3 separate regions of the Homo sapiens genome follow, and all the other regions are linked to region 1. Evidence: read pairs that join two places in POLR2A ChIA-PET (ENCODE). Cell type or tissue: MCF 10A. All regions are shown on one strand.

Region 1 (5,000 bases):
AGAGCGAGACTCGGTCTCAAACAAAAAGAAAAAAGAAAAAAAAATACAGAGGAGAAAGAAACATGTTACATGACACTACAGGGATGCATTCAACAAAATCCAAACTGATGGAAATTCTACAAGGCAAATGATGGGTTTCTTTCAACAAATAAATGGTAAAAGACACCCCCACACCCCAAGAGAGAAGGTACTAGAGACTGAAAGAGTTACCGACCAAATGCTATGTGCAGAATTCTTTGTAACCTGATTCTAACAAATCAACTGACTAAAACATGAGACAATCAGGGAAATATGCTGAATATTTAATGATACTAAGCAATTATTAATTTTTAGGCATGATAATAATATTGTGGTTATGTTAAAAAGTCCTTGTCTTTTTAGACATAAACACAATAAAGTATCCATAAATGACATTTGTCTGGGATTTGCTTTAAAATTATCCCATTGAGGAATGATAGAAGAAATAAAATTCACATGGTTGAAGCTGTTGAAACTGGCCAATGGGTATATGGTAGTTCATTCTACAATGTATCTTTGCAAGTTTGAAATCTCCCATGTTGGCCTGGCGCGGTGGCTCACGCCTGTAATCCCAGGACTTTGGGGGGCTGAGGCGGGCGGATCACCTGAGGTCAGGAATTAAGAGACGAGCCTGCCAAACATGGTGAAACCCCGTCTCTACTAAAAATGCAAAAATTAGCCGGGCATGGTGGCTACAGTCCCAGCTACTCGGGAGCCTGAGGCAGGAGAATCGCCTGAATCCCGGAGGCGGATGTTGCAGTGAGCGGAGATCGCGCCACTTCACTCCAGCCTGGGCGACAGAGTGAGACCCTGTCTCAAAACAAACAAACAAAAAAGAATAAGGTGGAAAATAGTGAAAGACACATTATTTATTCAAAGTATTACTACATTTGTGTTATAAGTAAAACTCTTATTTTAGTTTTGTATGGCACTTGAATTAGCGTCCAGTGAAAAGCAAACTTGCCAGACTCCAGCAGAGGGAGAGTTGTTTGCATAAAGCCTATCAAATTCAAGTACTGACCAAAAATACCTACTTTGCTCTTCATGTCCCTGATGTAAATGACTTTCTTAAGAAATCTTCAAAATTGGTTCCTGATATCCAAAAATAAAAAGCTCTATCGGAAGCTGCAATGCACCGCCTCCCTCTCTCCATTCCGCACCTTTCGGTTTAAAACACGATCAACTGTTCTCTGGGGCAAGGGATGCGGTAGTTCGACTTAAATCCTGACTGACAGTACATTGTCTTGGTCCCCACAGAAGCCTCCCCCCACCCACCAAAATCCTTAATTCTTGCTAAAGAAAAAAGATCTACCATCAATATTGTCAAATCCCTCCCTTTTGGTTCCAAAAAGGAAATGTACCTGTAGAGTATCCGCTGCACAGCAAACAAGGCACTGCTCCAAACCCGTGTCCTCTACCCCCTTTTTGCACCCTTCTAGCCCTCCCTCCCTTTTTTCCATGTAAAACTTGAGCAGAGCATTTGGTTCCCTTATCTGCCAGCAACTGGCGCCAGGAGGACCGTGCTCCCAGGAGATGCGGAGCTTGTAGGCTGAGCCCTGCGTCGGGCGCGCTGAGGCCGCTCAGCTGAGCCCAGCCAGGTAGTCCCGGGCTCGCGCCTCTGCCGCCTGGAGAGGCCCTCGCTGGGAGCCGAGTCTCGGCTCAGGGGATTCCCGCGAAGAGGTGTCGCCTCTAACTTGCTACCTGCTCCCGCCCCTCACCCCAGAACGAACTGCACACCCGTCCCGAGAGGACAAATCCGGAAGCCTCAAGGCAATTCGAGGGTCCTTCGCCGCATGGAACGCGGCTCCCCACACACTTGCCTGCCAAGTCTCTCCTTTACCGCCCGCAACCCCAGAACCATTCCCCGCCCGGGCCTGCGTGGGTCCAGTACCATTCTCCTCACGGGGCGGACTCCGGAAGGGCAGCAACTCCACCTCCTCCTCCTCCGCGGCCTGTAGCCATCTATCGGGAAGCGTCTCCGGAGGCGGCAGCAGAGGCCGCCGGACAAGGAACGCCCAGGGAAACCTTCTCAGAACTAACTCAGCTCCGGCGCTAGCAGCAGAAGCCGAGTCTTTCATAATTGTGCGACCAACTCCTCCGGGTGACTGGCCACAGGGACGCGCCCGCGCCCGCCTCCGCCGGCGACGGGGCTGGGGACGGACCACGTGAGCGGCGCGGCGCGGCGCGTGCGTCGCCGCCCGCGGGTCGGGTCACGTGAAGGGCGCGCGCTCCCTCGATTCCAGGCCGCCTCCCTGCGCGCCGCGCGCACGCGCTGGGCAGGTTCGCGCCGCCACGCCGACCGCCTCTGGGTTCCCAGAAAGTGGTGGGGTGTTCACGCCGTATCTCCGTTGGGTACCTAGGCGGGACTTAGACAAACTTCAGCCTCAGCTACGAGAGTGGAACTTGGGGAATCGGAGGTTGAGGGTTAAGGTTCAAGGCTTGCGGATCCAGTCTGGAGTTGCTGTGTGGGCTCATTCCGCTAACTAGGCCTGGCCTGTGCCGACTCGCTCCAGCAAACTCGAGTGTCGCAACACACTCTGTGTGCTTCAGAGCGAGTAGAGGCTTTAAATGTTACTCTCTCCTCGTCCAAAATGCAGAATCATCTTTTTACCCCAATCATGTTCTTTCTCTAGCCTCTCCTGTTGCTGCCGGTAAATATTCTTCTTTGTTTAACTATGGGACTGTCTTTTTCCCTCCAGAGATACTCACCCACATACACGCATACACCACACCTTCTGCACCAAAAACTGGGTTGTTCCCTTGATGTAATATGTACCTATCCACCTTTCCATTTATTTTGCTGTCACACATGCCAAGGTTTGGCTATTAGCAATGGTTTACTAAATGTTATTCCTTATCTACTGGGAAGACCACAATCAGTTTAATTTTCTTAAAACTGCTTTAACATCTTTCTGCTCCTGAAGTCTTCGAGAGTTCCTCAATCTGACCCTCAGGGATCTGACTGTCTTATCTCTTTTTTAAAAACGACTTTATTTTAAAATAATTGACATGACAAACTGCACGTATTTAAATGTCCAATTTGATAAGTTTTGACATACCTGTGCACCCATGAAATCACCATAATCAAATGAACGTATTCACCTCTAAGTTTCCTCCCCCCCCTTCATAATCCCTTCATCTCGTCCCTCTCCATCACGTCCCTTATCAACTACAGATCTACTTTCAGTACAGATAAGTTTGCACATGCTAAAGTTTTATATACGGGAATCATACAGCACGCACCTTTTTTTTCCGTCTAACTTCTTTCATTCAGCATAATTATTGCCTCTCAAACATTATGACCCACAATTCACTGAAGTAGGATCTTCTCTCAGAAAAAAAACTAATCCACCCACTGGTTCCCCCAGCTTGTGAACAATCTTCAGGTATTGTGTATTTCTTCCCCATCTGGCAGGTCCAGCAGAACCAAGACTTAAAAATGTTTTAATATATGTGTCACACTAAATTGTCAGCCTTGGGGAAGGCATCTTGACTAATTTATGCATGCAGTCAATAAATGTTTATCTTCTGGATTTCAGTTGGGCCTACACATTTCCTGCCTGTAGGGAGTTTATAATCTAGAAGGTAGAGGCAGACAAACTGGAAAATCAAAATAAAATGAGATTAGAGTGCTTTGTTTCGTTAGAACTTTGTAACTCTGGTCTTTTTGTACTCACGAATGCTTCGCTCCTTAGTTGGATGGTGTAGAAATGAAACAAGATGAGCTCCTTGGCACTTGCCAGAACTCTTTGGTAAATTGGAAAATTTAGAGTTAGAAATGGGGAACAGGATTGGGTGGGCGCGGTGGCTCATGCTTGTAATCCCAGCACTTTGGGAGGCCGAGGCGGGTGGATCACCTGAGGTCAGGAGTTCTAGACCAGCCTGGCCAACACGGTGAAACCCCGTCTCTACTAAAAATACAAAAATTAGCTGGGCATGGTGGCAGGCGCCTGTAATCACAGCTACTCGGGGGGCCGAGGCAGAAGAATCGCTTGAACCCAGGAGGCAGAGGTTGCAGTGAGCCGAGATCGCGCCATCTCACTCCAGCCTGGGGGACAAGAGCAGGACTTCGTCTCAAAAAAAAAAAAAAAAAAAGAAAAAGAAAAGAAATGGGGAACAGGATTTATCCTTAATTGAACTAATCAAAATAAATTCCTTAATTTTCAAGTGATCAACCAGCCTTGAAATTCACAGATGCTGACTTTCAATCAGCAATCAATTCTGGAGAATGAATTTATTCATTCAAAAAATATGTATTGAGTCAGGCACAGTGGCCCATGTCTGTATTCCCAGCTACTCCAGAGGTTGAGGCAGAAGGCTCATGTGAGCCCAGTTCTGGGCTGTAGTGTGCTATGCGGATTGGGTGGCTGTGCTAAGTTCAGCATCAACGTAGTGACTTCCTGGGAGCAAGGGACCACCAGATTGCCTAAGGAGGGGTGAATCAACCCAGGACAGAAATTGAGCAGGTCAGAATTCCTGCTGATCAGTAGTTGGATAGTGCCTGTGTATAGCCACCGCACTCAAGCCTGGACTACGTAGCAAGACCACGTCTCTTAAAAAAATATCACGCCAGTAATCCCAGCACTTTGGGAGGCCGAGGCGGGCAGATCACAAGGTCAGGAGATCGAGACCATCCTGGCTAATACTGTGAAACCCCGTCTCTACTAAAAATACAAAAAATTAGCCGGGCGCAGTGGCGGGCGCCTGTAGTCCCAGCTACTCGGGAGGCTGAGGCAGCAGAATGGCGTGAACCCGGGAGGCGGAGCTTGCAGTGAGCTGAGATAGCGCCACTGCAGTCCGGCCTGGGCGAAAGAGCAAGACTCCGTCTCAAAAATAAATAAATAAATAATAAATCTTGAAATATATATATTTATATTCAGTGTCTAAGAATATGTCAGGAGCAGTTATAGTCAGTGTTCGGTGATGACAAGATTGATAAATTCAGTGCTTCAGAACATGTTTGTTAAATGTTCTTACACCTT
Region 2 (5,000 bases), 190 kb after region 1:
TTATGGTTATCTCTATAGGGACTGCTGACTTAATTCTCCCAATATTTGTGGAAGAGCTTGCCCATAAGGAGTCTGGTACTTTAGATAAGAAAGGCTCTAATTCTTCCTGTCCAGAATCTTGATTGACTTTCCCAAGCACAATACTACATGTGGGTTTTTGTAAGTCTCCCAAGTTGAGAATAATTTCTCCCTTTTGTGAAAATGAGATATGAGCATTATGGGTCTCTAGGAAATCCCGTTCCAGCAGGTGTGTGTGTGACACTATCTACTATAAGAAAAATGTGATCCCTCACTAGTTCTCCTAGTTGAAATTGAAGGGGATTTGATTTAAAGGCTGTAATAGGAGAGTTTGAAACCCCTACCATGTGTACTTTTTCTTTACTCCAAGGGAGAGGGTTTTTAATCAAGGTAGGGTTGAAGACTGACAGTGTAGTGCTGATGTCGACAAGGGCTTTGATATTTTCCCCATTTATGGATATTTCTACTTCTCCTAAAGCATTAGTTAGAAGTAGGGGGAAAACCCTCTCTATTCCCTCAGAGCATCCTTATTCTGATTTTTGAGTTGTTCTGGTGCCTTCCTTTGGGGTCCTTTGCCCATGTTGAGCAAGCACCCATTTAAGTTTTTTACATTATTTTAAAAAATGTCCTTTCTTTTTGCAATAGTGGCAAATTGCTTCCTCTTGGGGTTGCTTAGATCTCTGGAGACCATGGGACCCTTGCAAACTCCCAACTTGGTTACTAAGTTGTTTTAGTTGTAAACTTATAATTTTAGAGACTATTTCCTTTTCTTTCTTAATGATTGCTTGTGACAACTGGTCAGCTAGGGTGACTAGGTGGCTAGTGGGAAAGGAAGCCCAAGTCACATTATTCTTCTTTATTAGGGTTGCTAACTCTTTATCTAAACCTTGAATAAACTCAGAATTGAGTAAGTTGTCACTTTTACCGTGCTCAAAGTTTTCAGGAGGTATTCCTGAAAACTCTTTGAATGTCTTTTCAAACCTGATATAAAAGTCAGGCATGATCTCGTTTGGGTGTATTTTACATTGTTGCACCTTTGCTCAATCTATCAATCTATAACCTTGGGGAATATCTGTGGTACAGTGTCACAGAGGTGATTGCAGAGCTCTCTGCATTTCTCTCTTCCAGTTGCATCTATTTTGTCAAAATCTTCTAAAGGCTGTTTCCAATCTGCTACTCTAAACCATTCTTCAGCTTTGTTTTTGGAGACCAGTAACTGAATCAGCTGATATAGGTCAGAGAACCCTGGGTCATAAATCTTAAGACTTAACTGGAATTCCTAAGCAAACCCAAAGGGATCTTCAATCGGATTGAGGAATCCAGATACCAGGGACTTAACTATGATTTGGTCCAGGGGGCATATATTATGTTAGAATCCCCTCTGCTTATGGGTTTTACTCTAAAAGGAGCAACTACTATATTATTTTCTGCAGCTATTTCTGGTCCCCCTGTGGTTTGAGGCAAGGGAGGAGGGAAAGGAGGAGGAAAAATGAAATTGTCTGGATAAGGAAGTTCAGAGAGTAGAGGGTCAGGAGGAGCAGAAGGGGAGTCAGTTTCTGGAGCCTTCCTGATTTCAGAAGTGACTTTTACTGGTTTTTTTAAATTCTGAAACAGTTTCAAAAATTTTTAAATTAACTTCCTGGAGGAAGGCAAGCTTATCTTTCCCTCTTTTTGATGATTCTAGATGCCAGCTAAAGTACGATTGCCATTCATTTTCTTTGATTTGGGAGCCTAATTTGTCTAATCTAGCATGCAGGAAAGCCAATTTAGGAATATCAAAGTTCCCTATTTTGGAAACCTTAAACCTAGGTCATCTTTAGTAAGATCTTTCCATTTACATAAATAATTGCAAGTAAAGGCACCACAATTATTAAACATAAACTCAGTTGGAGTGCCCACAGGGGGCCACTCTCCTTGCCTTTCCTCTTTTTTGGAGGATTTATTTCCTATCTTTTTTGTTTTTTTTTTTTTTTAGGGAACTGACCTGCGGACTAAGGTTTTTGTGTGGTGGATCGATATGTGCTGCCTGTCAGTAGCACTCCACAGTGTGTCACCACTGAGTTATTTCTACACTCTTACATGTCTCAATTTCTCTCTTCAGAGGTCTATCACCTCTGAGAGGGCTCAAGACGCTGGGTGATCAGCCCTTATGTGCATTTCCTGGATGAGCCTTTTTAAATTAATATTTGTTGGAGAGTTTCCTATAGGGCCGCTGCACATTACAGGGGATCAACCCCCCCCGCCCCCCGCCCTCCGCAGACACTCCCACGAGGCCCCCGGTCACCCAGAGGTGCCTTTCAGCTGGGAGGAGCAAAATGCCCTTTCACTTCAGAGCTGAGGAACTCAGTCTCTCACTTACTTATGAAAAACAACAGTTCAGTTCCTCACGCAAAGTGTGCACAGACAAGCCAATTGAGATTAATTTTGAGAGAAAAGGCAATGGAGAAAGATCCTTTTGAATGCACTTCTGAAACTAAAATTAAGATTTTAACCAACTTCCTAGGAGAAAAGACAGAGAGGAAAAAATCAGCTTAGAATAAATCAAGGACCATCAACCAAAACAGGAGGTTGGGGCTCAGGAGAACTTCCCAGTTCCACCGAAGGAGAAGCTCGAATTCGGTGAGGCTTCAATGGGCTCCTGCTGGTACCTTAGCTCCAGTTTTGGGCAACTCCTTCAGGGTCCTGAGTCTTCTCCGAGGCCCAATGTTGGGCACCAGATTATTGTCGGTGAAAAGAGTCAAACCCTGTAAAATATTTGAAGAGATTTATTCTGAGCCATATATAAGTTACCATGGCCTATAACACAGCCCTTAGGAGGTCCTGAGAACATATGACCCAGGTGGTCGGGGTACAGCTCGGTTTTATATATTTTAGGGAGGCATGAGACATCAATCAAATACATTTAAGAAATACATTGGTTTGGTTCCGAAAGGTGGGACACCTCAAAGCGGGGGTTTCCAGGCTATAAGTAAATTTAAACATTTTCTGGTTGACAATTGGTTGAGTTCACCTGAAGACCTGGGGTTAATGCAAAGGAATGTTCAAGTTAAGAAAAAGGATCATAGAGGCTGTGGCGTGGTGGCTTGCGCCTGTAATCCCAGCACTTTGGGAGGCTGAGGTGGGCGGATCACCTGAGGTCGGGAGTTTGCAACCAGCCTGACCAACATGGAGAAACCCCATCTCTACTAAAAATACAAAATTAGCCAGGTGTGGTGGCACATGCCTGTAATCCCAGCTACTCGGGAGGCTGAGGCAGGAGAATCGCTTGAACCCAGGAGGTGGAGGTTGCGGTCAGCTGAGATCGTGCCATTGCACTCCAGCCTGGGCAACAAGAGTGAAACTCTGTCTCAAAAAAAAAAAAAAAAAAGAAAAGAAAAAGGATCATAGAGACCAGGTTTTATTATGCAGAGTGCAGAGGAATCTCTCAGATAGCAGAGTTCAGAGAGAAAGCAGGTTGTAAAATGTTTCTTATCAGACCTAAAAGGGTGCCTGGCTCTTAGTTGATTATCTCCAGGATCTGGAAAGAAAAGGAAAACAAAAGGGAAATGTGGATTTTTCCCACAAGACACTTTGCAGGGCAATTTCAAGGTATGGCAAGGAAATATATTTTGGGGTTAAATATTTTTTCCTTGTCTCATAGTGTTATGCCAGAGTTAGAATGAAAAGTGTGTCACGATATATAGGGTCAAATAAAACCCATTTGATGAGAATTTATGGTTTGTAGTGCATGACTTCCTAGACTCCTTAGGTAGGAATTTGGGCAAAATAAAAAAATCAGAGCTCAGTCTTCAGTTTGATCAATAGTTCTTTTTATAATAAAATTGTAAAGATTATTTCTAAATGCTAGTTTTTATTTTTATAAAGAAACGTATGCTACTATGTACTTTGAAAAAAACACCTGGACTGGGTGCGGTGGCTCAATCCTGTAATCCCAGCACTTTGGAAGGCCGAGGCAGGTGGATCACAAGGTCAAGAGATCAAGACCATCCTGGTCAACATGGTAAAACCCTGTCTCTACTAAAAATACAAAAATTAGCTGGGCGTGGTGGTGTGTGCCTGTAGTCCCAGCTACTCGGGAGGCTGAGGCAGGAGAATCACTTGAACCTGGGTGGCAGAGGTTGCAGTGAGCCAAGATCGCATCACTGCACTCCAGCCTGGGCGACACCGTCTCAAAAAAATAAAAAATAAAAATAAAAAAGAAAAAAACATCTGGAGTCATATACACATAATGTTACAGCAATTATCAAGGAAAGAATACCTATTTGTATGGATTTTTATCTGATCTGATACAGAAGTTTCCAAATGTTCTTGAAACTTGTGAGGGTGTTTTCTTTCATAAAACCGTAAACTTGGTCTCCTTTAAAAATTCCACCTGGAGAGCTACTGATTAACTTGTAAACTTACTGTCCCTTGATACATTTTAAGTGTGTTTCAGTAATGGGATCATAAAAAATTTGCCCTTAGGCCGGGCGCGGTGGTTCACGCCTGTAATCCTAGCACTTTGGGAGGCTGAGGCGGGTGGATCACCTCACGTCAGGAGTTCGAGGCCAACCTGACTAACATGGTGAAAGCACTTCTCTACTAAAAATACAAAAATTAGCCCGGCATGGTGGTACACGCCTGTAATCCCAGCTACTCGGGAGGCTGAGACATGAGAATAGCTCGAAGCTGGGAAGCAGAGGTTGATCGCGCCATTGCACTCCAACCTGGGCGACAGAGCAAGACTTCGTCTCAAAACAAAACAAAACAAAACAAAACAAAACAAAAAAAAAAAGAAGGAAATTTGCCCTTGTGCCCCTTCTTATGAATTCTGATGGATGAGGGAGAACGAAGAGAGGAAAGAGTAAGATAAAAAAAAAAGCCACAAGATGGAGGATAAAAATATTACGGTTATTCTTTTAACTTATCCAGGAACAGAATGAGTAGCATTTTCAGTGTAATGCCCTCACGGTGTATTTCAGAATACTCAGCACCTCCTAACC
Region 3 (5,000 bases), 190 kb after region 1:
ATAGCACATACTTTGCCTAGGCCCTGGCCCATAGGAAGTGCTGAAGAAGTAGTAGAAGTTATTTTCAGAAGAAAATGACATAGAAGATGGATTACACCTCAGTGAGGTGTTATGTATTAAAGCATTGGTTCCTTTCAACCCCAAGAATCTATGTAACTTGCCCAAGGTCACACAGCTAATAAAGCCTTCGGTTCCTGATTGGTCCACTCCACTGGGCTGCCTTAGGTGAGAGGATTTCTAGCATCAAGCCGTTGCCCATCAGGGCTAATCAGATAATCATGTCTGTAACAGACCATGAGGGTTAGGATCTTATTCCTTTAAATTCTGACTGTACTCTACAATAGTTCAAAGGGGGAAATCTGGGATGCTGGTTCAAGTGGTAGCCGTGAACAGACAGGTTACGGCTTCAAAGCACCAGGTATTGGGGGTGTGTGTGTGTGTGTGTGTGTGTGTGTGTGTGTGTGGTGTGGTGAGAGAAATTGTTTTAAAAAAAATTTTTTTTTAATGGATTAAGGAAAAAATGTGAAGATAAGTTTAGCCAACTTCACCATTTTTCAGGGTCCAGCTCTTACTGACTGAATAAATAAATCATGAGGCAGAAACAAGAGATACTGCTTTGAAAACCAGTTTCTTCGGCCGGTCATGGTGGCTCATGCCTATAATCCCAGCACTTTGGGAGGCTGAGGCGGGTGGATTGCCTGAGGTCAGGAGTTCGAAACCAGCCTGGCCAGCATGGTGAAACCCTGTCTCTACTAAAAATACAAAAATTAGCCAGGCATGGTGGCAGGTGCCTGTAATCCCAGCTAATCGGGAAGCTGAGGCAGGAGAATCACTTGAACCTGGGAGGCGGAATTGCAGTGAGCTGAGATTGTGCCATTGCACTCCAGCCTGGGCAACAGAGCGAGACTTCATCTCAAAAAAAAAAAAAAAAAAAAAAAAAGAACAGTTTATTCATTTGTAGGCAAAAGCAATGGACTCAATCCACAAAGGTGAGAAAAACCTGAGTTAACACTTTGGCCTAAATTTTCCCAAAGCCTCTTTCTTAGCCTGACTCCAGGCTGCTTAACCCTTATATTTCCAAAGGAAATGACTTGCTGGGGCGGGGCGTCTCAATTTCTACTCTAGGCTTTCTTCCCAACCTCTGTTAAATATTTCTGCCTTGGATTTATTTATGCCCTGGACACAAGAGGAGTCTCTATGACAAGAGACTTGAGGAAACAAACACCTAAAACAGTGTCTCTTTGTCTTGGGCATTATACACTTAAGTCACACTGACCCTTTAAACTTCTACAGCTGCTCAAATGTTATGTCTTGGCCCATATAACTTTTATACTGGATGAAAAATAAATGATATGAATTTAGCTCACTATAGCTTTGGTCTTCGCCAAAGGAAAGAAATACCAGCAGCTTCTTTTTGCAAGTAGCAATTTATTTTAGTGCTTTCCTCTTCAGACTAAAGCCCTTGGTAGAAACCAAAATTACAGCCAAAGCCCACACAGAAACCTCAGATTTTAGTCATATGTCTTGCAAGGATGTTACATCATTTCTTAGTTTACCAAATGGAGACATTTCCTGAAACACAGAGACTCACTGTGAGCTTTGGCCTAAAAGATTTTGGGACTGTGTAGCCCACAATGATCTTAAACTAAATCTTATTTAGGTATCTCATTGACAGACATTTTTTCTTTCACCTTGATCAGTGTGCCTGTCCTTTACGCAGGTGTAATACAAAGCAGTTACTTGTCTTATTTCTGAGATCTCAACATCAGAGTCCTACAGGAAATGATGGCGTATTTAAAATGAATAATTTTTAGAATTCAAAGAAAGAGCCTAAAAAAATAAAGAAAAAAGAAAAAGAAAATGAGTAATTTGAGGAGAGTATAATAAAAAGGACTATTTACAAAGGTAAAAGAGTTCTGGGGAAGCAGCAAGGAATTGGGCAGTATTCTAGGGTTAGTTACTGCGAGCAAATGAGAGGGAGTAATCCCTTCCAACAGCAAGCAGTTTTCAAGCTTTAGTATGCATCAGAATTACCTGGAGGACTTATTACAACACAGATTACTCAGCCTCACCCTGGAGTTTCTGCTTCAGTAGGTCTGGGGTAGGACTAAAATATTTGCATTTTGCATAAATTCCCTGATGATGGCAATGCTACTGGTCTGGAGAGAAAACTGTGTGGAGAAGGCAATTTGGGGCCAGAGGTGTAGCTCACGCCTGTAGTTCCAGCACTGTGGGAGGCTGAGGCAGGAGGATTGTTTGAGTTTAGGAGTTCAAGACCATCCTGGGCAACATAGCAAGACCTTGTCTCTACTTAAGGAAGTTGGGCATGGTGGTACATGCCTGTAGTCCCAGCTACTCGGGAGGCTGAGAGTGGGAGGATTGCTTGAACTCACAAGGTCAAGGCTGCAGTGAGCTACGATTGTGCCACTGCACTACAGCCTGGGTGATTGCCAAAAAAAAAAAAAAAAAAAGGCAGTTTGGCAATTTGACACAAGCTGTGCCCTCCACAGAGAGATGCAGCCAACATGGGAGATCCAGCAGGGACGTACCAAGAGAATCTAATCATCAAAATCTACCCCTATCCAATTCCTTCTGTTGCTCCTTTTTAAACTCAACCAGCAGCCGAAAGGCAAGGGAACCCAGTGATGCAATTCAGACAATTCAGCCTTTAGGATATGGATCAGAGTAGAAAGTAGAGTTGGGTGAGCAAATGGGAAATATCCAGCACTTCTATCACAAAATATCAAGTACCTTCTCCTCACTACTTTTTTCATGCTATTTTATATTTTTATTTTGCTTTCCAGTATATACATGAACATTCATATACATGATATAAATGTAATTTCACAGTAACCCTATAGGGTAGGCAGGAAGATATTTATGCTTACTTAGAAATAAGAAAACTGAGGCTCAAAATGGTAAAGGCTACACATCTGAAAACAGCTTGGATTTTATCACAGGTTTTCTGGGTCCCAATGTGGGGGGCTCTTGCCACCACTTCACACTGCAGACATGAGGGAATCTGGTAGTGATGCTGGTTCCCCCACTCGAGGCTTCTAGGAATCTCTTTCTCCTTCACTGCCCCACCTGCATTCCCCTTGAGCTGCATTCTCTTCTGGAAAAGGTGACTCTCTTCTTTGACTGAGGAGCTCAACCCTTGCTCAAGGGCATACAATGAATTTAGTCTTCTACTAGAGTCATTTATTTGCATTTTTCACTGATTTTCAACCTTTTCAGTGGCAGGGCTACTTAGTCTTGATTTGGGGGCCTTGGAGAGACAAATAAATAACAGCTGTTACCCATCTGAATTCCTTTTGAGAAACAGACACAAAAATCAGACAGACGGAAATAAAAGCATCAGCTTTAATGAGGGTGAGGACAGAGTAGACAAGCTGCCGGTCAGGTCTCACAATCAGACTTCCTAATACAGTCATGCACTGCATAAGGACTCTTTTTTTTTTTTTTTTTTTTTTTTTGAGACGGAGTTTCACTCTTGTTGCCCAGGCTGGAGTGCAATGGCACGATCTCGGCTCACCGCAACCTCCACCTCCCAGGTTCAAGCGATTCTCCTGCCTCAGCATCCCTAGTAGCTGGGATTATAGGCATGTGCCACCACGCCCGGATAATTTTGTATTTTTAGTACAGATGGGGTTTCTCCATGTTGGTCAGGCTGGTCTCAAACTCTTGACCTCAGGTGATCTGCCAGCCTTGGCCTCCCAAAGTGCTGGGATTACAGGCATGAGCCACTGCCCCCGGCCAAGGACTCTTTAATTAATGATGAACACATATATGACAGTGGTCCCTTAAGATTATAATACTGTATTTTTACTGTACCTTTCCTATGTTTAGATATGTTTATATACACAGACACTATTGTGTTACAATTCCCTAGAGTATTCAGTACAGTAACATGTTGTATAGGTTTGTAGCCTAAGAGCAATAAGATATATCACATAGCCCAGGTGTGTAGTAAGCATCTAGATTTATTTTATTTTTATTTTATTTTATTTTATTTTTTTTGAGATAGAGTCTCACTCTGTCGACCAGGCTGGAGTGCAGTGGCACAATCTCGGCTCACTGCAACCTCAGCCTCCCGGGTTCACGCCATTCTCCTGCCTCAGCCTCCCGAGTAGCTGGGACTAAAGGCGCCCACCACCACATCCGGCTGATTTTTGTATTTTTAGTAGAGACGGGGTTTCACCGTGCTAGCCAGGATGGTCTCGATCTCCTGACCTCGTGATCTGCCCGCCTCGGCCTCCCAAAGTGTTGGGATTACAGGCGTGAGCCACTGCGCCTGGCCAGCAGCTAGATTTATTTAAGTGTGCTCTATGATGTTTGCACAACAAAGAATCACCCGGTTCCAGGTACCGGTCCCTGGCCTGTTAGGAACCAGGTCACACAGCAGGAGGTGATGGCAATGGCGGTGAGCAGGAGGCGGGCATTACTGCCTGGGCTCCACCTCCTGTCAGATCAGTAGCAGCATTAGATTGTTATAACAGTGCAAACCCTATTGTGAACTGCACATGTGAAGGATCTAGGTTGCATGCTCTTTATGAGAATCTAATACCTGATGATCTGTGGTGGAAGTTTCATCCCAAAACCATACCTCACCCTTCCAGTCTGTGGAAAAATTGTCTTCCACAAAACTGGTCCTCCCCTGGTGCCAAAGGGGTTGGGAATCACTGACCTAATTACATATTTCTCATAACGTATCCCTGTCTTTAAGTGATACATGACTGTACTTGACTCCTGAACTTTTTGGGGAGGCAGGAGTGTATGTGTGTGGGGAGGTGCACATGCTTCAGCGGTGGGGTTGGTGGGAGGATGCACCTGTCTAGTGGGCAGGCTAGTCCAAGAAGGTTGCAAAAAGGGCTGAGCATGCTCAGTTCCTTCCTCAGTGGTTCAGTCAGATGAGTCACTCCTTCCTTGGGGAGAACTGAGAGGGGAAATAGCAGGAAGCTAAATGCTGTCTTCACAATTCTTCTGAAGTGGAAGTTTCT

What was found. ChIA-PET counts read pairs that join two places held together with the same protein. Peaks named below come from ENCODE experiments on the same cell type or tissue, not always from the same donor. Only the 100,000 strongest peaks of a DNase experiment are listed, where the experiment ranks them.
Region 2: POLR2A ChIA-PET joins it to region 1 with 25 read pairs; 15 of 35 experiments call an interaction of 5 or more read pairs at or near these places.
Region 3: POLR2A ChIA-PET joins it to region 1 with 31 read pairs; 16 of 35 experiments call an interaction of 5 or more read pairs at or near these places.

The regions. Positions count from the first base shown.
Region 1 is chr15:50,684,622-50,689,621 of GRCh38, forward strand. It overlaps TRPM7 (transient receptor potential cation channel subfamily M member 7), which reads right to left and starts at 2,176. Exons shown (of 39, transcript NM_017672.6): 1 at 1,910-2,176. The coding sequence starts at 1,912. It overlaps LOC128092252, which reads right to left and starts at 2,096. Exons shown (of 4, transcript NM_001414947.1): 1 at 1,910-2,096. The coding sequence starts at 2,096. It also overlaps the pseudogene RN7SL354P. RefSeq lists enhancers at 1,264-2,128, 1,658-2,077, 2,388-2,567 and a silencer at 2,128-2,297. In MCF 10A, no CTCF peak of the experiment used is centred here; DNase peaks (open chromatin) are centred at 2,300 and 2,490.
Region 2 is chr15:50,871,965-50,876,964 of GRCh38, forward strand. No RefSeq gene overlaps it. Among named protein-coding and RNA genes, the nearest start is that of AP4E1, 34 kb to the right of the region's middle. In MCF 10A, no CTCF peak of the experiment used is centred here; no DNase peak of the experiment used is centred here.
Region 3 is chr15:50,879,237-50,884,236 of GRCh38, forward strand. No RefSeq gene overlaps it. Among named protein-coding and RNA genes, the nearest start is that of AP4E1, 27 kb to the right of the region's middle. RefSeq lists a silencer at 2,933-3,102. In MCF 10A, no CTCF peak of the experiment used is centred here; DNase peaks (open chromatin) are centred at 1,535, 2,065, 2,395 and 4,885.